Linked DNA regions of Homo sapiens: region 1 is linked to region 2. Evidence: chromatin loops called from intact Hi-C (ENCODE). Cell type or tissue: HepG2. All regions are shown on one strand. Each heading gives the region's core, and the rest is flanking DNA. Links, peaks and the distances in the headings are about the cores only. Region 1 overlaps CARMAL (coronary artery disease region linked MFGE8 regulatory lncRNA). Region 2 overlaps ABHD2 (abhydrolase domain containing 2, acylglycerol lipase).

What was found. A loop is a pair of places that touch in the nucleus more often than their neighbours do. Peaks named below come from ENCODE experiments on the same cell type or tissue, not always from the same donor. Only the 100,000 strongest peaks of a DNase experiment are listed, where the experiment ranks them.
Region 1: it touches region 2 in a loop (8-fold over the local background); 55 of 110 quality-filtered maps call a loop at or near these places.

The regions. Positions count from the first base shown.
Region 1 is chr15:89,051,498-89,066,761 of GRCh38, reverse strand. The region is part of intron 1 of CARMAL (coronary artery disease region linked MFGE8 regulatory lncRNA); the gene reads right to left. It also overlaps a transcript of ABHD2 not described here. Among named protein-coding and RNA genes, the nearest start is that of CARMAL, 18 kb to the right of the region's middle. RefSeq lists an enhancer at 6,927-7,427. In HepG2, for the core only: a CTCF peak has its summit at 9,057 (motif pointing left); a DNase peak (open chromatin) is centred at 9,061.
Region 2 is chr15:89,117,303-89,132,566 of GRCh38, reverse strand. The region is part of intron 3 of ABHD2 (abhydrolase domain containing 2, acylglycerol lipase); the gene reads right to left. It also overlaps the pseudogene RNU7-195P. Among named protein-coding and RNA genes, the nearest start is that of ABHD2, 36 kb to the right of the region's middle. In HepG2, for the core only: no CTCF peak of the experiment used is centred there; DNase peaks (open chromatin) are centred at 3,914, 6,906, 7,256 and 10,946.

The sequences.
Region 1 (15,264 bases), core at 4,555-12,554, 67 kb after region 2:
CAACAGGTACCCTTCACTGAAAAGGTATCTTGCTGAGCACAGGTTTCTGCCCAGCCCTCCTGCTGTGGCTTAAGACCTCCAGCACCTCCTATTTACTTGTGTGAGCAGGCAGCCATGTTCCTCCAGGCCTTGGGAAGGAAATATGATAGGAGAATGCCTTGGTGACAAGGATGCCCAAGGTATTGGGTTGAATTGTGTCCCCCCAAAATATATGTTCAAGTCCTAACCCCTGGTATCTGTGAATGTGACCTTATTTGGAAATAGGGTCTTTTGCAGATGTAATCAAGTTAAGATGAGGTCATACTGGATTAAGGTAGGCCCTAAGGCCAAAGACTGGTATCTTTATAAGAGAAAGGAGGAGGAGATTTGAATACGGAGAGATACACAGGGAAGAGGGCCAAGTGCAGATGCTGGAATGATGCATCTACAAACCAATACCACTAAGGATTGCCAGCAACTACCTGAAGAGAGGAGAGAGGCAAGAAAGGGATCCTCCTTCATACCCCTCAGAAGGAACCATGATTTTGAACTTCTAGCCTCCAGAACTGTGAGAGAACAAATTTCCGTTGTTTTAAGCCCCCAGGTTTGTGGTACTTTGTTACAGCAGATCTAGGAAACTCAGGGAAAAAATCCTAAATATTGCATAGCTTTCTCTTTCCAAAGAGAGGATATAGAGGAATGGTCACAAACACAAACATTTTAGTGATGCACACACCTGGTCCAAACTCTGAATCAATCATTCACTCGTTAATGTCTTTGGATGCATGATTGAACCCGAGTTTCCTTATGTGCAAAAGTAATAAAATGTACTCTTCAGATAATGTATGTAAAGTGCCAGGAACATAGCAGGTATTATGTAAATGGTAGATAATACCAGTATACTAGCCTCAGATTCCATTCTCTGCAATTACCAAGGAAGTCTTCCTTTTCCCTGGGATCCTGCATTAGGACAGAAGCAAGCAGAGTGCTGTTATTTCTATATCATGGGGGGCTTCTGGAAGGAAAGAGTTAGCACATGCTTGAAGATAACCAAAGCTAGAGTCTGTATAGACATAAGGAGGGTGAGGCAAAGTGGGGAAGCTAAAACTTCTCTGGAAAATTGTGGAAAAGCCTATATTCATTTGAAATACAAGGGATATTAGTCAATTATGCTGCATTTAGTGAAATGCCTCCTTCATGTGCATTAAAACAATGTAATGTCTAAGATCATTGTTTGTTCTTAGGAAGGGAGTGTTTGGCATTAATTTTACCCAAGAGTAAGCTACAGACTGTCAGGAAAAGAAACAAGAGGCCCTCAGGAGGAAGAGGAGGCATATCATACACCAGAGGTCAGGACCTCCCAAGTGGTGAGACTGGGGATGCCCAAGTCTGCCCTGGACAATTCTGTTGAAGCCTCCTAATATGGTGTTATTCTACACCCTTAATTAACATTTCTGGAAAATGTGCTATGGACAATGATTCTAAATGAGTTTGCCATAACGGGTGGATGGGAGTAGAGGCAGAGGTGGAGGGGTATTCTAAACTGATAACAACCTAGTAGGAAGGAGGATTTCCTTGAAGGAGGAGGTGGAGAATCACACCAATGATGGAGGAGGGGCTCTCTGAGCTGGAAATAACTGGATGCATTGAGTCTGGAAAGGAAGGCCAGGATCCAAGATGCCCATAGCACCCATGTTTTTTCTTTTATCCAGTAGACTTACATTTAGGCTGTATATTTTTGGGGAGGAATGTACATACTCATATGATAAAATTACAGAGAAAAGCATGGGAATGGTTAACACAAAAATCAGAATAGTGATCCCTCTCGGGGGATGAGAGGGCAATGAGATGGGGCAGGGCCTGCAGGTGCTTCTGAGGTTCTGAGAATACTCTATTTCTTCAGCTGGGAGTAGGATACAGACTGTTCATTTTGTTAGCATTCTTGAAGCTTAACATATACATTATATGCTCTCCTGTGTGATATGTTTCTCAATACAAATTGGAAAGATTGTTCATCACTGAAAAGTCTATTAAGCAAAAAAACTGTAAATAATCAAGTGTTCATTGTTAGCAATCTAGTTAAATAACTTATAAAATATCTGTTGAGCAATATACCAAATAGTCATTAAAAATAATAATTTAATTTTACTTTGTTGACATGAAATGATGTCTAGAATATATTAAGTGGAAAAAGCAGCCTAAAGAACTATTTGTACCAAGTGTCCATCAACAGATAAATATAAGAACACAATGTTGGCCGGGCGCGATAGCTCACTCCTGTAATCCCAGCACTTTGGGAGGCCGAGGTGGGCGGATCACAAGGTCAGGAGATCGAGACCATCCTGGCTAACACGGTGAAACCCCGTCTCTACTAAAAATACAAAAAATACAAAAAATTAGCCGGGCGTGGTAGCACATGTCTGTAGTCCCAGCTACTCAGGAGGCTGAGGCAGGAGAATCGCTTAAACCCGGGAGGCAGAGGTTGCAGTGAGCAGAGATCGCACCACTGCACTCCAGCCTGGGCAACAGAATGAGACTCCGTGTAAAAAAAAAAAAAAAAAAAGGACACAATGTTATATATAAATACATACAAAGAAAGGAAATTCTGACACATGCTATAACATGGATGAAGCTTAAAGGCATTATGCTAAATAAGCCAGACACAAGAGGGCAAATACTGTATGATTCTACTCAGATGAGATACCTAAAGTCACCAAATTATGCAGGGACAAAAAGCAGAATGGTGGTTGTCAGGGGCTTGGGGGAGGGGTAATGGGGGTTCTTATTTAATGCAGGGGTCCTCAACCCCTGGGCCATGGACTGGCACCTGTCCGTGGCCTGTTAAGAACCAGGCTGCACAGCTGCACAGCTGCACAGCAGAAGGTGGTTTCAGAGGTGGAACAGTTTCATGCTGAAAACATCCCCGCTACCCACCCTGTCCGTGGAAAAATTGTCTTCCATGAAACCAGTCTGGTGCCAAAAATGTTGGGGACCACTGACTTGATGGGTACAGAGTTTCAGTTGGAGAAGATGAAAAAGTTCTGGAAGTGAATCGTGGTGATAGATGTATAACAATGTGAATGTACTTAGTGCTATAGGACTGTACACCTAAACATGCTTAAAATGGTAAATTTTGTTATTTATGTTTTACAACAATAAAAAAACTGTATGTATAGTATGAATACTCCCCTTTCTCTTTGTGTTTATATGTGTGATGTGATGTGTGTGTGTGTGTCTGTGTGTGTGTGCATGTGTGAGAGAGAGAGAGAGAGGCAGAGATTAGTTGAGAACGCATATATAGGAAAAGAGTCTGGCAGGACTTATATTAATATGTCAGCAGTGGTTATCTTTTGGTAGTCAGATTACTGGTGATTTTTATTTACTTCCTTATACTTCATGCTTTTCTATATTCTAGGAGTTTTGGTTATGAGCAAATTTTTCATATGTAATAAGAAAAAATAAACCTGACCTCAAAAGAAAGGAATTCCATACTCTATCAAGAAGCAGCAATTTTTGGCCGGGCGTAGTGGCTCACACCTGTAATCCCAACACTTTAGGAGGCTGAGGCAGGGGGATCACTTGAGGCCAGCAGTTCAAGACCAGCCTGGCCAACATGGTAAAACCCCATCTCTACTAAAAATACAAAAATTAGCCGGGCATGGTGGCGTGCGCCTGTAGTCCTAGCTACTTGGATGGCTGAGGCACGAGAGTCACCTGAACCCAGGAGGTGGAGGTTGCAGTGAGCTGAGATCATGCCACTGCATTCCAGACTGGGTGACAGAGTGAGACTCTGTCTGAAAAAAAAAAAAAAAAAAGCAGCAGCAATTGTGACTGATTAAACAGACCTGACATACTCAAATGAGCAAGATAAAAGAAAATGAAAAGGAAGTTATTCTCCAATAAAAGTAATGCATTCAGTAAGCACCGGAAATCAATAAGGTGAGACAGGCCGGCTTTAGCGTCTCTTCTTTGACATTCTCATGCTCATGTGATAATCGAACAGCTTCTGAAACTGCTCCTATTCTTTTATTGCTAGTCTTAGAACCACTCCCCAACCCCTGGCCTTCCTAAATGTATTTTTAAAAAATCAATTCCAACTGGGTGCGGTGGCTCACGCCTGTAATCCTAGTACTTTGGGAGGCCGAGGCAGGTGAATCGCTTGAGCCCAGGAGTTCAAGACAAGCCTGGGCAACGTGGTGAAACCCTGTCTCTACAAAAATTACAAAACTTAGGTGTGGTGTTGTGTGCCTCTACTCCCAGCTACTCAGGAGGCTGAAGTGGAGTTAATACTCCCTTCTTGAGCCCGGGAGATCAAGGCTACCGTGAGCCAAGATCACACCACTGCACTACAGGCTGGGCGACACAGTGAGACCCTGTCTCAAAAAACAAAAACAAAAAACAAAACAAAAACCCACCCCCCCACACAAAAACAAACGAAAATCAATTCCATAACTTCCTCCAGTCTTACCTGTAGGGTACATTCTGCCCGAATGCCCGAACAACCTTTATATTCCTGACAAACAGCAAACTTGGGGCCTTTAACACCCTTCTTCACACACTCTGCTTTTTCCTGGATATCAGCATAGCCTCAGGACCCTAGCCAGCTTTCCTTTCAGCCTTCAGGTTCAAAAGATTTCTTTCCATCTGTGTGCTGTATCTTCCAGCATTCCTATTTTTGAAATAACCTCAGGCTTTGGTGGTAGCCGTGAGCTTAAACCTTATTGCTCTGCCTGCTCCAGTTCCTTGAAGCCTGGCCTACTGTTCCCTCACTGCAAGCTCAGTCACTTCTGACTGGTGTAGCTTCAGCCTCCTGATCATGCAAACTATGGCACAGGCATATTATGAATAGTTAGGCAGCTATTAATATGTTTGCCCTGGGAAAATACTCTTTTTGAAATTATCTTTTTTGGGCCAGGCACCGTAGCTCACATCTGTAATCCTAGCACTTTGGGAGGCTGAGGCAGGCAGACTGCTTAAGCCCAGGAGTTCAAGACCAGCCTGGGCAACATGGCAAAACCCCGTTTCTACAGAAAAATACAAAAATTAGCCAGGTGTGGTGGTGCACACCTGTAGTCCCAGCTACTGGAGAGGCTGAGGTGGGAGGATGGCTTGAACTTGGGAAGTTGAGGCTGCAGCGAGCTGAGATTGTGCCACTGCACTCCAGTCTGGGTGATAAAGTGAGACCTTGTCTCAGAAAAAAAAAATACAGATCTGTTTTGAATTGTTTAGATTCAGGAGGTATATGTGCGGGTTTATTACATGAGTTATATTGTATAATGCTGGAGTTTGAGCTTCTATTGAACCCATCACCCAAATAGTGAACATTGTACCCAGTAGGTAGTTTTTCTTTTTCTTTTTTTTTCCGAGATGGAATTTTGCTCTTGTTGCTTAGGCTGGAGTGCAATGGTGTGATCTCAGCTCACTGCAACATCTACCTCCCGGGTTCAAGCAATTCTCGTGCCTCAGCCTCCCGAGTAGCTGGGATTACAGGCACATGCCACCACGCCTGGCTAATTTTTGTATTTTTAGTAGAGATGGGGTTTCACCATGTTGGCCAGGCTGGTCTCAAACTCCTGACCTCAGGTGATCCACCTGCCTTGGCCTCCCAAAGTGCTGGGATTACAAGGCGTGAGCCACCATGCCCGGCCCCCAGTAGGTAGTTTTTCAATCCTTCCCTCCCTCCTTCCCTCCCTCCCCATTTTTGGAGTCCCCAGTGTCTGTTTCCATCATTATGTCCATGAGTACCCATTGTTTAGCTCTACTTATAACTGAGAACATGTGGTATTTGATTTTCTATTTCTTCATTAATTCATTTAGGATAATGGCCTCTAGCTGCATTCCTGTTGCTGCAAAGGACATGATTTCATTATTTTTTTTTAATGGCTGTATAAAATACTCTCGATCCACATTGCATATACAGTCTTGATTTCAAATGAAACTTAAAAAGGCACAGGACAAAACTAGGAAAGAAATATTTAAAAAATATTAATAGTTTGCTTCTGGGTAGTGAGATGATGGACACTTCCCCCCTTTGTCTTTATTCTTATACGTTTCAAGTGTTCCACAGTGAACACAAATCACTTAAAATCTGGAGGAAAAAGCTTCAAACAACTTCCTACACATAAAAGAAGAAACAGATTACACCTGGACTTGGGGCTTTAGTCTTAAGTGCTAGGCTTCTGTGTATATCACGGTGGCCCATTGAGAATGTGACCTATGTTTTGTCTTTTTGTTGTAGCATGAGTTTCCTGTTTGTGCTGGGATGGGGCAGAGGGCAGATAAGTCCTTAGGTTTTTATATCTGTGTTCTTCATGGTAAAGCTCTAGTATGGAGAAAATGAGCGAAAAAACTCTTTGTTTTGGGAGGAGTTAGTGTTTTTTTTTAAAAAGGCTGGCCGGGCGAGGTGGTGCATGCCTGTAATCCCAGCACTTTAGGAGGCCGAGGTGGGTGGATCACCTGAGATCAGGAGTTCACGAGCAGCCTGACTAATATGGTGAAACCCTGTCTCTACTAAATACAAAAAAATTAGCCGGGCATGGTTGTGGGTGCCTGTAATCTGAGCTACTTGGGAGGCTGAGACAGGAGAATTGCTTGTACCTAGGAGATGGACGTTGCAGTGAGCTGAGATCGCGCCATTGCACTCCAGCCTGGGCAACAAGAGCGAAACTCTGTCTCAAAAAAAAAAAAAAAAAAAAAAAAGGCCTTGGAGTGGTTCTTAGGGGCTGGTGTTGAAGGGACAAGCTTTTCAATGAGACACTGCTGTCTGAATCCAGTTCCCGCTTTGAATGGAAAAGGCTGCATAAATGCCTGGAAGACCTGGGAACCAAGAGCCAATGCACTGGGAGACCAAGAGGGGCCCCCAAGTTCATGGAGGACCTGCGTTCCACAGCTGGCCTGGGCAGGGGACAGTGGAATGAGGTTTTCCTTCGGCCACGGACCCTGCAGCAGGAAGAAGGAACTGCGGCTCTGCAATAGGAGACTCAAGTTTCCCATTTCCCATTGACAGTAGAGTCTGGTGGACTTCCTTGGTGGCAGATTCCTCTGCGATGGCAGCCTGCCCTCCTACCTAATTTCTGGGGATCAATTACTGCCCTCGAACCCACCATCTCTGGAATGGCACCTGCGACTGCTGTGCCATTCTGTATATTATGGGGTAGCCGGTCGTACTTCTCAAGCCCATCCCTATGAGAGAGTTAAATTCTCCAATTCATGGTTCAAGAGGTTTTTTTCCCCTTTCATTTCATCCATACCACTGTCTGCCCAACATTGTGACAAGAAATTCAGGGCTGCCTTCCCAAGTTATGAGTTGTGACCAATGATCAACCTAACGAATTTTGATCAGATCTGTGGGTCAGAAAATTGGAACAGGAAGTAATCTGTAGGCGTCTCCCAGGGACAAATAAATAGCCAGTTTGGATTTCCTCCAGGTCTGGTCTAGGCAGGTAGGTGGTCAGAACCATGCCAGCTTGTCTAGCCACAGCGAACATTTTGTGAGGATGTGAGTGGGTGTCAAGTGGCTCGCCTGGGTGGGCAGATGTACCCCTCTTCCTGGATCCCCTGGCATATGGGCATTGGTGAGACTGCAGAGCTGTGACCAGGTACAGCAGAGAAGAGAGCCCCAAACATGGAAGAGGGCATGATGGGAGATGCTGGAGAGGAGAGAAAATTTCCATTTGGCTTTTTGAGCTTCTTGTCAGGTCCTCAGAGCACAGCAACTTGGCAGCTCTCTGCGTGCCCCATTCCTAGTCTTCCTTCATGAATTTTTCATTTCAGGCAAAGAGCCCTTATCTTTCGCTGGAGCTGCTTTCCCATCAGCTGGTGACTAGGCAGATGAAGGTTGCATTAAGGCAGGAATTATCCATCCCTTGAGAGAGAAATGGCACTCTGTGCCCTTGAAAGGATGGCTTCTGCGCCACCACCCATTACTGCAGGCTTCTGTCCAACGTTGGATTGCTGTTTTTATTGAGATATTGTTGAGGGCTGAAAGAGAAAGGCTTCAAGGGCAGATACTATGGTCTTGTCTGAAGAGTGAGGTCTTTCCTGCTGCCAATCATTGGACATGAGGGGGCTCCACAGCAGGAAAGAGGAATTAAGAAGGGACTTGGCCTGTCACAACCCAGATTTCCAGGAGTCTCGATGTCCAGGGGCACTCCTGAGGGATGGAGGGAGTTAAGGATGTCATCTCTCCTTGTCCCCATCCCCTGGGCCCAGAGCAGGAGAAGCTCCTGCTGTGCACCTCCTCGGGCCATGTTCCTTTCTACAAAGGGAGTCCATACACCCACCCAAGACTAGGCTCCGTGTACCAGGACCCCAGAGTTTCTGTCCAAATTACAGCAAGCCCTCTTCTGTGCCTGCGGGGCATCTTCATTTTCTCTAGGTCTCTCTTCCCAAGAGTGGACCTCACTACCTGTGTTCACATGCTAGGTACTAGGAGTGGCCAAGGGGTAGCTGTTTTCAGGGTTGTAAGGGGTGTGGGTGTGGAGGAAGCTTGGATGTGTGAGCTGGAGTATCCACACGTATGTGAGGCTCCTCACGATCTGAAAGGATGAGCGTGGGTGGGTGGACCTGGGGCCAGAAGTGGAGAGCCAGGGGAATGGATCTCCAAGGAGGCTGAAAATCCTAAAAGTCAACCTGGTCTTTTAGGTGGTTATGAAGGTATCTACCTCAAGGCGGAAGGATGGAGCATACTTCATTTAAGGGTTTATCAGCTTGACTGAACAACTTGAAAATATGCAGACATAGAGTATGTGAGCTTCCATTCGTTCTCTTGCCTGGCGCCCCACAAATGTTGGTGGGCTTAATTTGTAAGTGGGGAGCTAGGGAGTCCTAGTCCTGGGGTCCCTGATGGACTGGGTAGAGGGCGAAGAGCTGCAGGAAAGAAGTCAGACCTGGCAAACTAAAGTTTTGACTCACGGTGTCCCCTGAATCTATCTTCGTTTTCTTAGTCCTCAGCTTTTAGGACAGTGTGATTGGAAAGTTCTGGCAGGTTTGTTTCTTTCTTTTTTTTTTTTCATTCCTTCTTATTAATAGCGGGTTTCACTGGGAAGCCGCATGGTGGCAATAGATGGCCCCAGTTGGAGAGGGAGCAGCGCCACCCTGAGGCCATGGAGGGAATGGCAGCAGGAATGGGGGTGAGCCCAACGGGGCCTGCCTCTCAGGAGCCCATGCACCAGGCACGCCCCCACCGTGATTCCACGACCATGGCTAAACAAGAAGGGGCTGTATTCTTACCCTCTTACCAAAAATAGCATTTTCACCATTGAAGCTTCCCAAAGAACTCTCAGCTGTTTGCTAACCATGAAAATCAATCCTTGGAGTTCCAGAGGCGGCCAGTCCCCAACTTCCCAGTGGTCACTGTGTAACCCCTGCCCTACCTCATCTTCAGAAACCCCATCATCACTGCGCCAAACCCCAAAGGGAAGTGGAGATGAAGGAAGGGAATTAGCTATGAGCAGCTTAGAAGAGCTAACCCGGGGGTGGCTTCTCAAGCAGAACTCACATGCTTACAAAGGGGCTTCAATAGATCCTTTACCCTTTTCACTTAACACTTTTAAAAATGGTATCACGCTGGCCTAGCGCAGTGGCTCATGCTTGTAATCCCAGCACTTTGGGAGGCTGACGCAGGCGGATCACCTGAGGTCAGGAGTTCAAGACCAGCCTGCTAACACGGTGAAACCCCATTTCTACTAAAAATACAAAAAATTAGCCGGGCGTGGTGGCGTGTGCCTGTAATCCCAGCTACTCAGGAGGCTGAGGCAGGAGAATCGCTTGAACCCGGGAGGCGGAGATTGCAGTGAGCCGAGATGGCGCCATTGCACTCCAGCTTGGGCAACAAGCGCAAAACTCCATCTCAAAAAAAAAAAAAAAAAAAAAAGGTATCACTTATAAACTGGATTAACAGTGTGAAAAAAATTTAATGCCTACTGACTATATTTCCTGACTGCCTGCACACAAACTCTGACAGGTAGAGATTGCTATTGTCCCATTTTACAGACAAGAAAACTGAGGCCCAGTGAGGTGAATGACTCACTCAAGGTCATGTTGTAATAAGTAGTGCTGCTGGGTCTGATTTTTTTCATTGCACTGTTCTATCTTTTGCAAGCACCCTGAAGGAATTTTATTTTTTTATTTTATTTTTTTGAGATGGAGTCTTGCTCTGTCGCCCAGGCTGGAGTGCAGTGGTGCGAACTCGGCTCACTGCAAATTCCACCTCCCGGGTTCACGTCATTCTCCTGCCTCAGCCTCCTGAGTAGCTGGGACCACAGGCACCTGCCACCATGCCTGGCTAATTTTTTTGTATTTTTAGTAGAGACGGGGTTTCACCGTGTTAGCCAGGATGGTCTCGATCTGTGCCCGGTGCCTGAAGGAATTAAAGATTCAAATTCCTGCCACAATCCTGCACTGGGGCATGGTGTTCTTTCTTACTGTGTCATTCAAGTTGCAAAATCCATACATATTCTTGTAACTAAGCAAATATCTCCAATGCCATCTCCTGAGGTGAGCAATATTAACAGTTTTGTGAGTTTTTTTCCTATTATTTTCCCTAGGAAGATACGAATAGTTACAAATTAAAAATTCGTAGAGGGATTCCCACCTCCATTTACAAAATTTTAATTAAAAGCAAAAATCAGGCTAGGCGTGGCAGCTCACATCTGTAATCCCAGCACTTTGGGAGTCTGTGGTCAGAGGATTGCTTGAGGCCAGGAGTTTGAGACCAGCCTGTGCAACATAGGCAGACTCTGTCTCTACAAAATATTTTTAAAAATTAGCTGGGCATGGTGACTCCAGCTACTCAGGAGGCTGAGGCAGGAGGATTGTGTGAGCCCGGGAGGTCAAGACTGCAGTGAGCCGTGATCACGCCACTGCACTCCAGCCTGGATGACAGAGTGAGACCCAGTCTGTAAAAACAAAAAAGCAAAAATCACATTACACAATTAGTTTGTAAACTACATTTTCCCTTAGCCACATATCATGATCATTTTGACAAGTAATATTGATTCATCTCACTTCATCTCACTCTTAATAGCAGTTCAATATTTCATAGTATAGAATATGCTATGGATTATTCAACCGCCCCCATATTGGTAGACATCCAGGGTGTTTCTAGTGATTTTTGCTATTATCAATAATATTGTGATAAACATCTCTGTAAATATTATAAACTAGTAGGCTGTAATCCCAGCACTTTGGGAGGCCGAGGCCAGCGGATCGCTTGTGGTCCAGAGTTCAAGACCAGCTTGGGCAACATGGTGAAATCTCATCTCTACAAAAAAATACTTAAAATTAGCTGAGCATGATGGCATTCGCCTATAGTCCCAGCTACTCAAGAGGCTGAGGCAGGAGAGAGAGGATCGCTTGAGTCCAGGAGGCAGAGGTTGCAGTGAGATGAGATCGTGCCACTGCACTCCAGCCTGAGCAACAGAAATGAAACCTTGTCTCAAAAAAAAAAAAAAAAAAAAGAAACTAGTGTTTTACTTTTGTGGGAGATAGTCCTAAAAGTAGGATAGTTAAATCAAAAGATAGACACTTTAAAACTGGACACAAACTAAATTACCAACAATAGGAGATTTAAAAAAAAAGTTTTTTGGACTGGGTTTCAATTCATCACTCAGGTTGAAGTACAGTGGCGCAATCATGGCTCACTGCAGTCTTGAACTCCTGGGCTCAAGTGATCCTCCTTGCCTCAGCCTCTAGAATAGCTGGAACTGCAAGTGTGCGCCATAGAGATGGGGTCTTGCTAGGTTGCCGAGGCTGGTCTTGGACTCCGGGCCTCAAGTGATCCTCCAACCTCAGCCTCCCGAGTTACTAGGATTACAGTCGTGAGCCACCTTGCCTGGCAACAATAGAAGATTGATTAAGCACATTGCACACAATGGAATACCCACTACATATAATGACAATTTTTAATTTATTTAGAAAAATGTTTTTTTAGAGCTGTTTAAAGAAAAGCCATGTTACAAACAGTACATATAGTATTACCCTATTTTATAAAAATATATGCAGAGAATAAAAGACTTTGAGAAAGAATAAACACTGAAATATTAACAGTGGTTGTTTCTGGGTTACAGGTGCCTTTTCTTTTTTTTTTCTTTTTTCTTTTTTTGAAATGGAGTGTTGCTCAGTTGCCCAGGCTAGAGTACAGTGGCACAACCTCGGCTCACTGCATCCTCCTCTGCTGGGTTCAAACGATTCTCCTGCCTCGGTCTTCCAAGTAGCTGGGACTACAGGCGTGCACCACCAACCCTGGCTAATTTTTGTATTTTTAGTAGAGATGGGGTTTCATCCTGTTGGTCAGGCTGGTCTCAAACTCCTGACCTCAAGTGATCCACCCACCTCGGCCTCCCAAAGTGCCGGGATTACAGGCGTGAGCCACTGCACCTAGCCAAAGTACAATTTCTGACATGCATACATTTTGGTGGCACAGCATAAATTCTTTTTTAAAAATCCTTTTTTTTTTTTTTGAGACAGAGTCTTGCCCTGTCACCCAGGCTGGAGTGTAGCGGTGCTATCTCGGCTCACTGCAACTTCCACCTCCTGGGTTCAAGCAATTCTCCTGCCTCAGCCTCCCGAGTAGCTGGGACTACAGGCGTGTGTCACCATGCCCAGCTAATTTTTGTATTTTTAGTAGAGACGGGGTTTCATCATGTTGGCTAGGCTGGTCTTGAACTCCTGACCTCAGGTGACCTGCCTGCCTTGGCATCCCAAAGTGCTGGGATTACAGGAGTGAGCCACTGTGCCTGCCTTTCCTTTTCTTGTTTTGGCTTGTCTATGTTTTCTACTGCCTCTGCAGCAATGTGTTAGACTCTCTTGGGCTGCAGGGAGAAGAGACCAGCTCAGGTGCTGTACTTGGCAAGTGAGTGGTCATTTCAAGGCTCCATGCGGAGGTGAGGCGTCCGGGAGGCTGGCACCTTAATTGGGAAAATGAGAGCTCTGGCAGCTTGGCAGCCGCTAGAAGCAAAGATGTGAGCACCACTTTACCCTGCAAAGGCAGTGGGACTGCTCTTGCTCCAAGGGGCGCCATCATAGGTATGTCTTTGCCCATTTTTGCCTTGGCTTCTGATTCACCCTTGAGTCTCTGCTTCTCTTGTCGCTCCCAAAGCCTGTCTCCATTCTCCCCTCCTCTCGAAGGCTGTCCTCATGCATGATTCTTCCATGGCCTCTGCTTAGTGCCTCCTGTGTCCACCTTCTTTGAGGGCCTTACACTCCCTTCAAATCCCCCAAGAAACACTATCTGATTGGGTGGTTAGTATTGGTAGCTGCTGTTGGTCACAGCGCTGGCCCCAGGCCATGTTAGAGGGCACTGCTCAGTCAGCAGTTGGCTGCCTTTGTTTCTATAAGGGTCCCTGGCCTGGTCAGTTCTACTAGGGTGGTGAGATTATGCTGCATGTCAGTTATCCACTGCTACTGCCGTACTCTAATACCTGTATTAGTTTGCTAGGGCTGCCGTAACAAAGTACCACAAGTTACTACTGTCTCTGGGCTGGCTGTGACAGAGCAGAAAATCAAAGCTGCCCACAGGCCGGGTACGGTGGCTCATGCCTGTAATCCCAGCACTTTGGGAGGTTGAGGTGGGCGGATCACAAGGTCAGGAGATTGAGACCATCCTGGCGAACACAGTGAAACCCCGTCTCTACTAAAAATACAAAAAATTGGCCAGGCGTGGTGGCACGTGCCTGTAGTCCCAGCTACTCGGGGGTGGAGGCAGGAGAATCGCTTGAACCCGGGAGGCAGAGGTTGCAGTGAGCCAAGACCACGCCACTGCACTACAGCCTGGGCAGCAGAGTGAGATTCCATCTCAAAAAAAAAAAAAAAAGCTGCCCACCAAATACTAGCTCCCTTCCTGGACTACGTTTTCATAGGTCTAGTCTAAGACACCCTGAGGTGGAAAGAATTTCCTAGAGAAGACAAAATGTCTTGGAGAAAGGTGAAAGGCAAAGGGTACATCCCCTCAGGGAAGGGGCGCCATGAGGAGGGAGAGGTCTGTGGCTTAAACCACAGAAATGTGTTGTTTCACAGTTCTGGAGGCTGAAGTCTGAGATCAGGGTATTGGCTGGATGGCCTCCCTGTGAGCTCTGTGAGGATCTGTTCCATGCTGCTCCCCTGCTTGTGGTTTGCAGGCAATCTTTCGAGCTCCTTGGCTTGTAGAAACATTGCCCAATCTCTGCCCTCATCTTCACATGGCTTTCTCCTTGTGTGTGTGTCGTGTGTGTGTGTGTGTGTGTGTCTGTCTGTCTGTCTGTCTGTCTGTCTGTCTGTCTGTCTCTGGGTCCAAACCCTCCTTTTTAATAAAGACAGCAGTCATATTGAATTAGGGATTAGGAGGCATTTACATCAAACAGTACTGCTTTGGCCACCATGAAATTCTAAGATTAGCCTGCCTGCTGATTTGGTAGTAATTTAGAATTTATTTCATCACTTTCTCCTGAATACTCTAATATGTAATTACACATGTATGTCAGCTGATAGTTTTGCCATTAAATGCAATTAGAATCAGCTTTATGATTTCTCAAATTTAATCTCCTCCTAAACCATTCCATACCCAAGACAAAAAAGACCTTGACCTAGGGCAGGTCCAGCCCCACAATGAGGTGGGCCACAGGGCTCCCATCTCCCTGAATTCTGAACTAAGTAATGCTATGAGTAACCTAGTTGAATAATACTGTGGGAGTAAATCTGTTTCCATCCTCTGGCCTAAGATCTCAGCCTCCATGTATGGTATTGTTCCCATGGGAAAATGCATTCCAAATTCCAAACGACTGATTTGCATGTGAACTTTCACTCTGGAAGTTAGTGACTGCCAGAATATATTCTCCTGTGGCTCAGTCTACCAATAGCTTCTCACGAGTCCTGTTCTCTGTCCACCTCCTCACCTCCCACCTCCCCTATATGTACCCTCAATATTGACATGGTACCTCTATTAGTTTGTTCTCACGCTGTTAATAAAGACACACCTGAGACTGGGTAATTTATAAAGGAAAGAGGTTTAATTGACTCACAGTTCCAGATGGCTGGGGACACCTCACAATCATGGCGGAAGAGCAAGGGATGTCTTACATGGCAGCAGGCAAGAGAGAGCATCTGCAGGGGAACTCTCCTTTATAAAACCATCAGATCTTGTGAGACTTCTTCACTATCACGAGAACAACACGGGAAAGACCCGCCCCCATGATTCGGTTATCCACCAGGTCCCTCCCATGACATGTGGGAATTGTGGGAGCTACAATTCAAGATGAGATTTGGGTGGGGGCACAGCCAAACCATATCAGTACCTCAAAGTGAAGCTTC
Region 2 (15,264 bases), core at 3,753-11,752:
AAGCCTTGCAAAAATATTCTCATTTTTGTTTCCTTTTCATCTATATCTATCTGAAAGCAGAGTATTTACATAGTTACAACAATGGTGCTCAGATAGAGATATATAATTGTCTTCTGCTTTTTTCACTTATTCTCTATTTTTATAGATAATTAGTATGCTAAGTTCTGAACGTCTGCATAAAATTCTATCCTGTTTATTAGCTATAGTTAAGGGAGGGAGCAAACATTTATTTAGCCCCTTCTATGGGCATGTTACATAATTCAATTTGTCCCTTACAGCGATTCTTATTATTAGGACCCCCTTTACAGACAGAAACTGAGTGTCCAACAGCCTACTGCACAGCGGACCCTGCATTTGAACTCTGTGTGTGTCTGACCCGACAGCTCTTTCTTTCCCCTGCATTATCTTGCTGCTGCCTCCATTGTTGGATGCTGCTATTCCCAGTTTTTACTATAATAAACAATGCCAGCAAAACATCTTTACATATTTTGTTTTCATCTTTCTTGAATTTTTTTTTCATGTTTTTCAACTCCTGTTTAAAAAGTCCAACAGGATGCCTCATCTGTCTCCTGACTCCTGCCCCTGAGAGATGACTATTCTTAACTCCTTTAGTCGTCCCTACCATCCCACACTTGCCTTTATTTCTTAATGCCATGCTTATCCTGCTTATGCTGGTTCTTCAATTTCAGTTTTCAATAGCACCTATTGAACTTCCTACTCTGGAGGGTGCTAGCTCTCTTACGTCTCTCCTAAGACTTACATTTTCCCCTCGCCCATTCTTTTCAACACTGTTACAGCAACACTTATGGTTAATTTTCAGTGTTTATAAAATTATAATTATGGAAATATTAGCCACAAAGAAGTCATATGTTGTATTCTTTTTTGTGAAATTTTTTATTTTCCCTCAAGTTATCACTTTTATCATTTCCTCATCAGCTTAGTTTTCTATGTGCCAATCATCAATTTGTCTCCAGACTCTAGGGGACCTGTTAGTCTCTCAATAGTCAGAAACCAGTTTTGCTTTTTCTTGGACACACCACTGAGGAGTCCCTGTGCCTGTTCCCCTCTGGAAGGGCTTCCCATCCTGCCCCTTCACCTCTCTGCTGGGTCCTAGATCCCAAGGCCACACCAGATGCTATCAGACAACAGAGAAGAGAACCATAAATGTCCAGAAAGCATTCATCAGAAAGAAGGTGATTATGTTCTCTCAAATAAAGAGGCTGTGTGGAGGTATGAAGGGATTCCAGGTAGAAGGCATTGCAAATGTAAGACATAGTCAAGAGAGAACATGCAGTATGAGAAAATGTGGAGAGATCTGATGTGTCTAGAACACAAGGAATATAGGGAAGAAGGAGCGAGGGCTGATGCTGGACCTCGCCCTACAGACAGTGAGGAGCCACTTGGTTTAAAGCAGGGGCATGGCATGATGAATTTGTGCTTTAGGAAGATAATTTGGTGGCCTGCAAGATCAATTAGAAAGGGTAGAGAATGGAGGGAAAGCTATTGCATTCTTCCAGGTGAAAGCTGATGACGTCCTGCAGTGAAGCAGAGGCACTGAAGGAGAGATGGAGTGAAGGACAGAAGGAAGGAGGCCCACGTGACACAGGCTGCTGCCTGTGGCCATGATTATTCTCCTCTTCTCTGGACACAGGTGTGCTGCTTCTCAAGTTAGGCATGGGCACGAGCCTTGCTTTAAACCAGGGGTGTCTAATGTTTTGGCTTCCCTGGGCCACTTTGGAAGAATTGTCTTGGGCCACACATAAAATACACTAACACTAATGACAGCTGATGGACTAAAAGAAAAAGAAAATCACACAAAAAATCTCATAATATTTTAAGAAAGTTTATGAATTTGTGTTGGGCTGCAATCAAAGCTGTCCCAGGCCACATGCAGTCTGTGGGCTATGGGCTGGACAAGCTCTCAAGCTTGTCCAACCTGCCTTATTTTGTTGTTATTGTTCTGTTTCTTTTGTAGGCTTTTAGCAGCCTAAAGCCATGGTTTGTAGTTTCTGTCTCTAGTGATAAGCAAAAAACAGGGATGAGGAAGGGGCTTTACCGGACCAACCAGAAACAGAAACTGAGAACCCATGACTGTATTATCTCCCTTGGACACCCAAACCAATGAAATGGGAAAGGAAATGACCAAGTGCCATTTCCGGTAGCAGCCTGTAAGAGCCAGTGTGTGAGGTGTGACATTGCTCTTCCTGGCTCGGTGATGACCACGGAAGCAGGTGTTGAGATGTCACCTCCATCAGCTGGGGTCCTGGTGGGATGACAATCAGCAGAGCCCTCCTGCCCATTGAAATAAACACGTAGCATGAGTGAGAAATAAACATTTGTGGCTTTAAGATGTGCAGGTTTAGAGGTAATTAGTTACCACAGTATAAACTAGTTTACTTCGACTAATACGATGTCCAACTTAATATAATTTTGACAATATTGCCATATTTTCCTCTGAATATCAAATAATATTTCATGTTTTAAGGCTTCATTGTTACCAAGTCTTAACATTATGAGGTGCTTATTACATGTATTTCCTTATGTGGAATTTATCTAGGCACATCTTTTACCCACTTACCCACTGATGTCCTACTGACATTCAGGTGTGCTTGTGTGACCTTCGTGTACATTATGTCTTTTGCTATTTGTACAACTGATCTAGCTGATAATATTAAAATAAAAATAGCTACAATAATAGCAGCTATATTTACTGAACTCTTACACATGCCAAGTATCCTATAAATCATCTTACATGCTGTTCTTTTTTTTTTTTTAATCAGCATACTGAACCTATGAAATAAGTGCTATTATACCCATCTTACAAATGAGGAAATAGAAGCTCGGCAAGGTGAAGCCACTGGCCAGCAGGGGGCAGGGCTGGCATCTGAGCCCAGGTGGGTCTCACTGCTGATCTGGACTCTGGATTCCCGGGGGGCAACAGCTCGCTAACTTCACCCTCTCACTTGGGCCCCTGGATTTACCCTCTCAATCTTAGGGGAAAAACCTTCAATCAATTTGGCTTTCTCCTCCAGTTTCCATTTTTTCTCCTTCCTTCTCTGGTGTTTGTTTCCTGACTCACTTCTTTGGTTGCTATTGTGCTGACCTGTTTATTCACCTCACTCCTGAAAACACATTCTCAAAAATCCCTGATCCTTTCTGGCCAAGGTAGATGGCCTTTGGTCAGCCCTCATTCTTCCTGAGTTTCTGACACCCTCTTCAATGTTTTCCTTCTCTGGCTGCCATGGAACTGGAGGCTGCTGGTTCTCTCCCTACCTTTCTTACTGCCTGTCTCTGTCTCTTCCACCCTAGCCATGGCCTGCCTCAGCCATCAGTCTTTAGTGTCTCTCTCTGCCCACCCCCACAACCTCCCCTACCTGCAGCTGATCTGGAATCTACACATCTGGTCTTGAGCTCCCACCTAAGTTCTAATGCCATAATTGCACATAACCCTGTGCACATCCTGTGGACAAGCCCCAAGCTAAACAACTTTCCTTGAGAAAGCAGCTTCCCCATTAGACTTCCCTATTTCTGTCAATGATTCTATTCTCTCAACCGCTCAGTAACCTCAGCATAATCTGTGATTCAGCCCTTTCCTCTGATGCCCAAGGCCATTCCATTACCCACCAATACCACTGATTCCACCTTAGAAGACCTCTGGAATTTGTCCCATCCTTCCCTTTCCAACCACCTACCACCAGTGCTCACAGGATCAAGCCCAAACTCTTCCTCTCTGGGAATTAGAGACTCCTCGTGATCTGATCTCCTCTTCCTCCCCCCCACAGACCATAGGGCTCTCTGCTACAATCAAACAGCTCTCAGCTCACCAGATCGTGGCATAGGGACCTGGTGAGGAGCTGGCCACGAAGCAACTATAGAGACCAGACCAGTGATGGGGCCCAAAACCCATTAGCAAACAAAATCAAAGGGCACAGTGAGCAAAGGGCAGACTGGGTAGCAGGGCCAAACATGATGCAAGCAGCACCAAGATCATTTTTGGGAGTTACAAGAGAGACAATCAAAGTCTAGCCAAATGAAGATCCATGGAATTAGGAGACAAGAATAGAGTAGCTGTGGTGACGGCAAAGCATTGACAACGTGGATATGTGTCAATGGCAGCAAGGCCTCTACCACCTTCTTATCCTGCTGACTGGTTGGAAGGCCCACAGGACAAAAGGACAAAGGTGGATGGGTGAAAAGTGTTGGCCTGGGCAGCAAAGCCAGTTTTCTGCCATGAGTGCTTGTTTAAATAATTGATTTTACTGGTTCATGCTCACACCAACATCTGTGCCTTCTCTCCTATTGTCCCATCTATCCAAAGCCAACTAATCTTTCAGGATTATGGAAGACCTCATCAGTCAAGCCACCACAGGAATATCCCCTCTTTCTCTAAATTCCTTTATCACTTACCTGAATTACTCACTCTGTCAATCACATGTTCCTACCAAAAGACTCTACTGAAGTTAGTGTGTACTGACTCTACAAGAAGCAGCAACCACAGGGAAGACAGAGAATTTTTAAGACAGTCTCTGTCCTTAAGCCTCTCAGAATACACTTGAGGTGTGACGAGAGATACATATGTGGAAAGTTATTGTTTCCATCCCTGTCCTTAGGTAAGAGCCAATGAGACAGAGACAGGTAAAAGTCAGGAGCTACTAGAAGAGCTACGATTTGAGAAGGCCTGAGGATTCTGACAGACAGAGAAGGTGGAAATGTGAGAAAAAGTATTGTGTGTGATATAGAAGGGGCTGAGTATGGTGTACAGACGGTGAACAGACTGGAAGAGCAGGTTACTAAATATTACTAATTGACTAATTTTTAAAATATACATATATATATATATATATGTGTATATATATATATGTATATATATATATTCACTGAGAAGAATCTTCCTTTATTCAAATCCCAAGGAAGGAAAAGTCCATACTGCTGTGGCTTGGCAGGTGTCAACATTTTAAAAAGCATTTATGGAGTTTCTCACTTTACATCAGTAAGAAATTACTGTTCAAGCTTTTGTGATCTGGCTGAAAACACCAGTTCAGGGTCTTGCCAGCAGGAGGATTTGGTGCTACATATCACAGGAAAGTCAGGTTGGTCATGGCAATGGCATTAGTACTCAGTGGAAGGGTAGAAAAACATATAACCTGCTGTTTCTCACAAATCTCTCCCTTCCTGGGAGGCTACAGATGGTTCTGGATCAACCACTGATCTCCAGGCAGGGTTCCCAAATGTTTTGGATTACAGACTCTTATAATGGCTACCTCAGAAGTTAAGCCATCTGGTTTGATGCCATGCACCCACGCTGACCCAGAGCCCTCACTCTATGATTAGAAACTGACAGCAGGTAGAGTTAGGGTGGTTCACAAGCTGCCACAATGGCTGACTCATTTCCATGGCTCACCGTGATACTACACTGCAGGCAGCTACCTCAGGCAGATGGAGGGCCTCTGAGGAGTACCCGGCCCTTGGTACTTGGTAGAGGGCACTTCTCAGTCTGACTACTGACAGTCATGGGGTAGCAAACAGCAATGGCATCTCATCCAATCATGCATAAAATCAAGTCTTCAAGGACTACAGCCTTCTGTATTAGTTATAGCTTTCTAGAATTTCATGGAGGGGTAGATTTCCTTATAAACTCAGGAAAATGCTTTCCTTAAGTAAACATTACACCATCTAATAAATTCTGACCCTAAAGCTCAGGATCCCAAACAGACTCCATTTGCAGGGAAGTATTCTTGATGCTGCTGAAGAAGACTGGGCTTCTAAAGCCAGTCACTTCACTCACTGTTGCTTCAGACAAAGAAAAGCGTAAACAGCCGTCAGCTCTTCACTCTCCACATCACTGCATGACACTGGCACTGAGAGTTTAGGAAAAATTCTTACTTACCCTCCAGAATATATTTTCCAAGTCAGTTTACTGTCTTAATTTTATTTTACCATAAAGTATATACTATTTTGTAGTACAAAGTGTACTATCATAGTGAAGGAGGGCATGCTGAGAAGCAGGCAGAGAAAAAGAACAGTGGAGATCAAAATTGGCAACCTCTGAATTCACAGGGTCAGTAAAACATGAGAGGCTGATAAAAGTTGGCTATCCTTAGAAATTCGAGACTTTCTAGAAAACAAGGTCCATTTCCTGCTCCCGGATAGTGGAGCAATTTTCAGTCAACCACACATTGAGAAGGAGTATAAAAGTAGATCTGATTCCATGTAAGTCCTGTAAAGCAAATGAGGTGTAAGCTAAAAGTTAAGGATGAATGGTGAACCAAGGTGGATTCTGAAATCGAGTCTGGGAAGGGGTGACACAGAGGGGTGACTCAAAACAGGACCTTACACGTGGAGCCAAGGCCCACTTACCGTCCACATGTACTGAATTTGATACCACGTGATGGAATCAGTTGTAGCATATACTTCCTTTTGGAAGACATATACTCCTTTTTTGGAGACATAGTAGGGCCCTGAAGAGTAAACTCAGGTATGATGAATAGGGCGGTATAAGGGTCATACATTTTTGGAAACCAGAATTGGTTGTTTTAAAGAATGCTCGGCACATAAAGGATGAGCCTTTTTCCATCTGAACTAAATCACGGGAGTCTTGACTATTTTGGATTCCGAACCTTTTTTTAGATCTTTCAGGCTTCGGCAATTCCTATAAGAAGGCATAAAGTCTCTAAGAAGAAGCTACAATCTGTATCTAGGTTAGAGAAGGTGGATGAATTCTGCAGCAGACTCAGACTTGGTGATCTTGATTCAATATAGGAGACCTCAAAGATGGCGGCACTTTTCTTCCTGATGTGGCTGGCCCCTTGCATAAATGACCTGCTACAGCAGAGACAGGGCAGGCAGGCAACATCCAAGATAGTGAGTAGTTGAGAGGGTGAACAACTTATCCCTGTTTGCCCTGGAATTCCCCGGTATTAGTACTGACAGTCCCATGCCCCAGTCCTGAGCAAACTGGAATGTTTGGTCAGCCAAGTAATAAAAGAGTGTCCCAGAGTCAGCAGTTTAACTTTCTTACTTTGACAGTTTTGGTTTGGGCTATTTCACCAGAAACATGAGCAATTTTAAGATGAAATTGCCTAAAAGTTTGACTTATTGAGGCTAGCCCTTAATATTTAGCCTCAATCAAGATGATTTTGAGTCTTCCATTTTTCAGGAATTTTCTAACAATATAAGTTTGCAGGTGAATATGCTCTGAAGGTCTGGTGGCTACAAAATAAGCACATCAGAACACTACAGTTCTGCCAATCACTTGTTAATAGTTTACCAGAAATATCCAAAGAAATATTTGCACAACTCTTTTTTTTTTTTTGACATGGAGTCTCCCTCTGTCGCCAGGCTGGAGTGCAGTGGCGCAATGTCGGCTCACTGCAACCTCTGCCTCACAGGTTCAAGTGATTCTTCTGCCTCAGCCTCCTCAGTAGCTGGGACTACAGGCATGTGCCACCATGCCCAACTAACTGGTTTTTTTTTTTTTGAGACAAAGTCTCACTCTTGTCCCCAAGGCTGGAGTGCAATGGCACGATCTCAGCTCACTGCAACCTCCACCTCCTGGGTTCAAGCAATTCTCCTGCCTCAGCCTCCCGATTAGCTGGGATTACAGGCACCTGCCACCATGCCCGGCCAATTTTTGTATTTTTAGTAGAGACGGGGTTTCACCATGTTGGCCAGGCTGGTCTCGAACTCCTGACCTCAGGTGATCCGCCTGCCTTGGCCTCCCAAAGTGCTGGGATTACAGGTGTTAGCCACCGCGCCCAGCCCTAATTTTTGTATTTTTAGTAGAAACGGGGTTTCACCATGTTAGCCAGGATGGTCTTGATCTCTTGACCTCGTGATCCACCCACCTCAGCCTCCCAAAGTGCTGGCATTACAGGCATGAGCCCCCATGCCCAGTCTGCACAACTCTTAAAACAGATAAAATCAGGTCGATGGAATTAAGGCTCTTGGCAATTAGGAATTTATCCTGTGAAAAGGACAAAGCTTTAGTGTTCAGCCAAGAAGGAAAGGATCTAAATCTGATGTGGAATGTCTGTGAGCAAGAGGGAATTAAGAGAAATTTAAGTCAAAGATAATGAAATTCTTTTCAGCTTTAACTTGCTATAAATAAATAAGCTGTGCTGGTTCCAGAATTTTTTTTACCTAGGAGGGGCCTAGGGTGGCAATCTGACTGGAAGAGAGTGTGTGAAGTTGCATTTGCCTGATGCTTTAAGATTGAGAAAACAACAACTGTCCATCTCAAAGCTCCTAACCCCAGCCTCTGCATTGGTACTGCCTCTGCAAAGAAACAGCTTTATAACAAGTAGGCAGAAAAGAAAATGGAAGAAGTGGCCGTTTCATATATGGAGTCCCGTGCTCTTTAGATCCAGAAAATAACTCCATATATTGCACTATCAGAGAGATTTGAATGAGTGCTTTTCTGTAGTGTATTTCTAATTATTTAATACTTCCTTGGTACACTAGGACAAAAATAGCATATTTTGCATATCTATGACAAATATAGTGTTCGTACACACAGAACTGAGCTCTTATTTGGGGCAGATAAAAGAAAAATGGATATTTACTGTTAAGAAGTATGTACAACAGCAATAGAGAGGGAGTTGGTACTGTTTGAGAGAAAAATCAAAAGTAGATTTGCTCTGCTTTATTAGAAATAATTAGGGGCTGGGTGTGGTGGCTCACACCTATAACCCCAGCACTTTGGGAGGCTGAGGCTGGAGGATCGCTAGCCCAGGGGTTTAAGACCAGCTTGTACAACATGGTGACACAGGTGAGACCCTGTCTTTACAAATATATTTTTAAAAATTAGCCAGCCATGGTGGTGTGGACCTTTGGTTCCAGACACTTGTGAGGCTGAGATGGGAGGATCTCTTGAGCCCAGCAGGTTGAGGCTACAATGAGCCATGATTGTGCCATTGTACTCCAACCTGGGTAATAGAGTGAGACATTGTCTCAAAAAAAAAAAAAAAAAAAAAAGAAAGAAAGAAAGAAAGGAGAAAAAAAAAGAGAAATAACTAGGAAGCACATTTGTGAGGAAACTGATTTTTAAAAAGTGCCTCTAGAAAACTTCCGTAATTAAAAAGCTTGAAAAACTGATCTTTTACAAATGCCTCCCCACGATGAGTCTCAGAGAAGTAGATCCTCAAATGCTCACTAACCAAGGCTGATGGATGACTAATTGGCAGGAAACTAAAGGTTTGGACACATTATGATGAGAACAGCATTCCAATTGGATTTCCGTTTGGAGCTTGTACTCCGGTGAGTGAAGAGAAAAAGGGAAAACCACCGGAGATGAATCCATTATGGTCTATGGAAGGGCCACAGGGCTCCTCCCATTCTCTTATGACTACCTGAAGCAGCTTCCAGGCGGACACGTCCAGAGAGGGCACCATGGCATAGGAGAGCCAACTGTAATTTTTGGCTTGGTGTTAGTGGGTATGCCCCTCACCCCTAAGTTTCAGGTGTCTCTCAAATCCACAGAGAACAATAATGTCCAGTTCTTTTTAATACAGGTGGCAGCTGGTTGCAGAAGAAAGCGATTACCTTTGCATCTCTGGGGAAGAAAGTACCCACATACATGTGGCTGTGGTTTTCATCATACTGCCTCCCTTCTCTGGACTCTGCAGGGGCTTCTAGATGTCTCTTGGATCCAGTGAAGACAACTCAACTCTCTGTTTTTCGGCCTATTAGCCAAGTCCTCCATCACACTCCTCCTAAATGCCTTCATCTTTAGCTATAAGACAGCCCATACTGGCAAGCTTGCTAACGAGTGAAAAAGCAGCAGCCTGGCTTCCCACAGGGCAGTATGTACATTTTAATAGCAGGCTTCCAGAGACAGGGCACCTGCTGCCTGTCTCTACTTCCCAACCGGGACCTGGTGATGAAAACTTCAGCCAGGCCCAGAGGGAAGGGTGGAGGCTGTGAACTGCCATTATGCATATGCCTGGGGTTGTCCTGCCTTAATTTAAGACCATAAGCAATCCATCTTCTTCCAGAAACAGGGTAGAGCCTTCCCAGATCAACAAAGCTCTGTCAGAGCTGAAGGTACACCTGATTCCCTAGAGCACCATTGAACAAGCCGGATACAGTGCAGTTTGTTTCTCCTGGGCAGGCACACATGGCGTCTGCCAAAATGAGAACATCGTTCACTTACACCTGTTTATGGAAAACAAGATACAGAATGGCATTGTACTTGAGATTTGGAACCACCAGGAATCCTGTTCTGTCTCCCCAGGTATGCGGCTCTTGATTTGGGGTGTATATTCCAGTGATAAAGAAAAGAGACACAAATTCTCATAAAACAAGATGGAACATTTTAAACGGACACAGAAGTTATATGTTGGGGAAACATGGTAGGAAGATGGAAGAAGGGCTCATTCTGGCTAAAGAGGAGTAGGGCGGCAAGTTAGAGAATAGTATCTCAGAACTGATGCTATTTAAGGCAGGGCACAGGGGCTCCCACCTGAAATCCCAGCGCTTTGGGAGGCCAAGGTGGAAGGATGGCTTAAGGCCAGGAGTTTGAGACCAGACTGGGCAACATAATGGGGCTCTGTCTCTATAAAAAAAATTTTAAAAATTAGCTGGGTGTTGTGGTGCCCACCTGTAGTCCCAGCTACTTGGGAGACAGGCAGGAGGATAGCTTGAGCTCAGGAGTTTGAGGTTACGGTGAGTTACGATTGCACTACTGCACTCCAGCCTGGGCAACAGAGTGAGACTCTGTCTCTTAAAAGCAGAATTGATGCTATTTAAGTTTTCTTATAGGATAAGAGGCATTTTGGTGCTGAGAAAAAAGAGGGGATCTGGGATAGTGGGGAAACAACAGCCCAAAGGTCAGGTACTTCACAGGCAATGAGAGAATGCTGTGAGTAATGAGGCTGGACAGGTAGGTTCATGCCTCGGCTGCTGGCCTGCTTGAGGAAGCCAACTCGAGTAGTATTATGACAGATGGGTAGGTCAGAGGCAGGGAGGTCATAGTACACTTTTGTAAACACCCAAGGGACTGGTAGTTACACAGCTGAATACATACACAAAGCCCCTGAGCTATATACTTAAGATTTGTATATTTTACTGTATGTAAATGATAGCTTTAAAAAGTACTTAAAAAAAAAAAAGCCAAAGGGAGACAGTGCCAGCCTGTCCAGGAGTACGGGGGCTGGGAATAGTTAGAAGAAGACAAGCACACAAGAAAACCAGTCTCTTTACCCTGCAGTCAGGGACCCTCTCCCAGGGTCCTTCCCCTAAAAAGACCACTCTGATGTTTGCTAACAAAGCAAGGGTACCAGAATCAGAAGATGTCCGTGCTGAAGGGCACCATGGGAGACACACCTATTTCATTTTACATAGAAGGAAACCAAGGACCAGAGGGGCTATCATTTTATCCAGGGTTCTGTGGCCAGTTTAGAGGTAGAAGACCTAGGTTTGCATCCTAGTTCAAATTTCAATTCAAAGCTCTTTCTCTGCCCAACTGTTGCCAGCAGCCATCAGGAAATTTGAATGAATGACAGAATTCTGAAGCTATAAAAAAGTCAAACGTGAGTAGACAGGTAGCAGCATGGGTGAATGTTCATGGCAACGTTCATCATGGTTTGGTGAAAGCAGGTTACTAAACAATATCTATCACCGTGATTTTGTGGGGGCAAGTATAAGGAGAAGGAAAACCACAGGGATGATTGCCCACATATTAATAGTGCATTATCTCTGGGTAGAATTATAATTTTTTTTTTCACGTGGGAGGTTTTCTGCTAAAAACTGAAAAACCTGTTAGACAAATTCCAAAAGAGCTATAGGGCCAGTGTGGTGGCTCACGCCTGTAATCGCAGCACTTTGGAAGGCCGAGGCGGGCGGATCACGAGGTCAACAGTTCAAGACCAGCCTGACCAACAGGGTGAAACCCCATCTCTATTAAAAATACAAAAATTAGCTGGGTGTGGTGGCATGCGCCTGTAATCCCAGCTACTCAGGAGGCTGAGGTAGGAGAATCACTTGAACCCGTGAGGCAGAAGTTGCAGTGAACCGAGATTTGAGATTGCGCCACTGTACTCCAGCCTAGGCAACAGAGTGAGACTCTGTCTCAAAAAAGAAAAAAGAAAGAGCTATAACATTTATAGATAATTTTTGTGTGCTCTACCTTTTCCATTTAAAAAAATGAATATGCATCAAAGTTTTTATTGAAAAAAAAAGATTTGTATGACTATCTAGATTTTTGTCATAATTCCGAACTGGGCGTCTGCTTGTTTCACTAAAAGTAAACACTTCATGAGAACAAAAAATGAATCACTAGGTAAATATTGATCTGTTTCTAAGAGAACAGGAGACATAACATCCCACTGAAGCAAAGTTTTCCTCCAGACATTAAAAGATTAATTTATAATGTATCTTTGGGTAAATCATCTTAGAACAGATTTTCAAATTGACTTTAATGCTGAGGGGGAAAACAGTAATCCCTGCTCCTCGAGCATGCTTTCGATGTTCACCTTTCATCAACTTTTTTTCTATACCAGAACAGTAAGAAGACACGTCCTGATTCCGCGCATGTCATCATAACCAGCTACCCGCGGTCAGGATTACTGACTAATATTCACAGCTTGTTGTAAATCAGTTAACAGAACTTTCCAGCCTAGGCGAGTGCTTGTGAAGGCTGCAGACAGGCTTCCTTGTAGGAAAAAAATCTTCAAAGTCCCAGGAGAAGCACTTTCCCTCATAACAGACGTGTTTCCTGCCCTTAGCTTTCAACACATGGGAGGTTGTTATAGTCATGTGACACAGAAAAAGACTATGGGGGACAGTAGCTTCCAGTGGAGTGACAGAAACAGAAAGAGGGTCAGATGGGAATCAAAGGTCACCCAGGGGCTGTCATCATCAGGGGCTGGCCTCTGCCTCAGTTCTCTCACTTGTACCCAAGAAAAGTCCCTGTTCACTTCCCCAGAGATAGGAAGGCAGCCAACCTGGTGTCACACTCCAGTTTGAGTTCAGTTTCCCTCTCTGCTACTCCCAGTTTCCTCATCCCTAAAATGAAAGGAAAAATGAATCCAACCTTAAGGTTGGTAAGACTGAATGGCATAACGTCTATGAAAGGTACTCAACAAATTTCAAATGCAGTAGTAACGCGGACAAAAGAGAGTGGTAATGTGAAAACATTTTGGTGATATGAGACATGAACACAGGATACAGTGATTCCTAAAATTAGAATCTAAATCAGAAATAAGAGGTGAGTTGAAGGATGGGGGGGCAATAAAGTGAATCCTTTTGCCCTTTAGTCATTTGTCATGTTCAAGTCAGATTGCTCGGGTGTTTAGAATTTAGCTGCTTAAGTAATGCTCCAACATGCTCTAAGAGGGCTGGTCCTATCATCAAAGGGAGAGGCTTTGGAAGGAAATTGGTTCTGGAGAATTTGTCCCTTCACATACACCTTCAAACCATAGCTAAGTCATAAACAATCATCAGGTTTGCCTTTAACTTAGGCTGACCTCCACCACTCCCTAGTTCGGGCTTCACCAGGAGAGAGGGTGGCAATCAGCCAATGACCAGGGGGCTCCATGCTGATGCCCCTGGCTTAGGCTGATGCTAATTTTCTAAACACAGCCACGAGGTCCAAGGAGATGGGGCTGGGGATCCACTTCCATAGGAGGAGGTGGGTGGGAGCCATTTCAGTAGAGGTCACACCTTAGACTCATCAAGAAAATGTGCTAGAGAGGGAAAAAAGCAAAGAGAAACTGTTGGGCTTAATGTCTCTGGATTATTTTTAAAAGGAAAAAAAAGAAAAGGAGGTAAAAACTGCCACAGTCAGCTTTCTTTTACACTTTGAACAATTAGTATGGAATCAAACCTTACATGATGTTTTTCTGGAGCCTGGGCAATAGCAGCTTTTGCATGGCTTCCTTCCTCTAATTACTCAGGAACCAATGCTGGGTGGAAATTTGCACTCATCTGCACAGAAACTTGCAGGGTTTTAAATACTTTGGTTTTCAAGAGCTCTCTAAGAATGAGATGACAAAAGAACTGGGTCTAGCAGTCCTACCCAAACTGTAAGCTGAAAGTGAGTGCAAATTTCAGTAACAGTCGAAGTTATTGATCTAAATTAAGTATTAAAAAAAATTCAGGCCGAGCGCCGTGGCTCATGCTTGTAATCCCAGCACTTTTGAGGCTGGCAGATTACCTGAGGTCAGGAGTTCAAGACCAGCCTGGCCAACATGGTGAAACCCCGTCTCTACCAAAAAATACAAAAATTAGCTGGGCGTGGTGGCACGTAGTCCCAGCTACTGGGGAGGCTAAGGTAGGAGAATCGCTTGAACCTGGGAAGCAGAGGTTACAGTGAGCTGAGATCATGCTACTGCACTCCAGCCCGGGTGACAGAGTGAGACTCTGTCTCAAAAAAAAAAGAAAGAAAAAAAGAAACATTCAAAATATGACTATGACAAATACTGGATGATTTTCAAAACATATACCGTGCACACCCTTTACAGAGCTGATTTTTAACTGCAAACACTGCATATAAGAACACCATGTCCTTGCTCTTGTGCCTGGCTGTGGAGGCTACTGTAATAAAAAGTCCCCTCAGCAGGGGCAGTTCCAAATTCAGTATGATGACATTTATAGTGTCCACCACTATTACGCAATCTCTCTCTTGACTTGGGGTCATGACATCACTGTCACAACTATGAGAAAACTGCATAAGAATACCGCCCATGTACACCCAAAACACCTAAAGCACATAATAGTACATGTGAAAATTAACTAGACAACTACACAAAGCAGGGGCCCAGACTCTCAGATGTTCATTGCCTATTTGTCTGCTCTTAGAAGAGAATCATTCACCCAGTGTCCCCAACAGCCAAAAGAGGTGATGAGAGGTGCTATCAGGATGCAGGGAAGAGCTTCTACCACCACTGGGTCTTAGCAACTGCATTAGTCATGTGCTGAACGGACACACTTGAGGAAGACATCTCTCTGAGTAGCTGCAGCCTGAGAAGGCACAGGCAGAATGGAGTAAGCTTGAAAAAGCACAAAGCGAGTGAAGCAGCATGACAAAAGGAGTGGGGAATTCAGACCCACTGTGCACGAGGCTTGGCCTGAGCCCTGGAGGAAGACACAGTCATTCAGAAGACATCTATAGAGAAAAAGTGAACACTGCATCTCTTGAAAACAGTATGTGTGACACAGAGTGCAGATTCCCTTCATTTTACAACTACAGTTTCCTCTGTCAGAAGCAGAGCCCGCCCCTGCTGCCTCCAAAATACAGATCTGGAGGAAGGTGCAGTGGCTCATGCC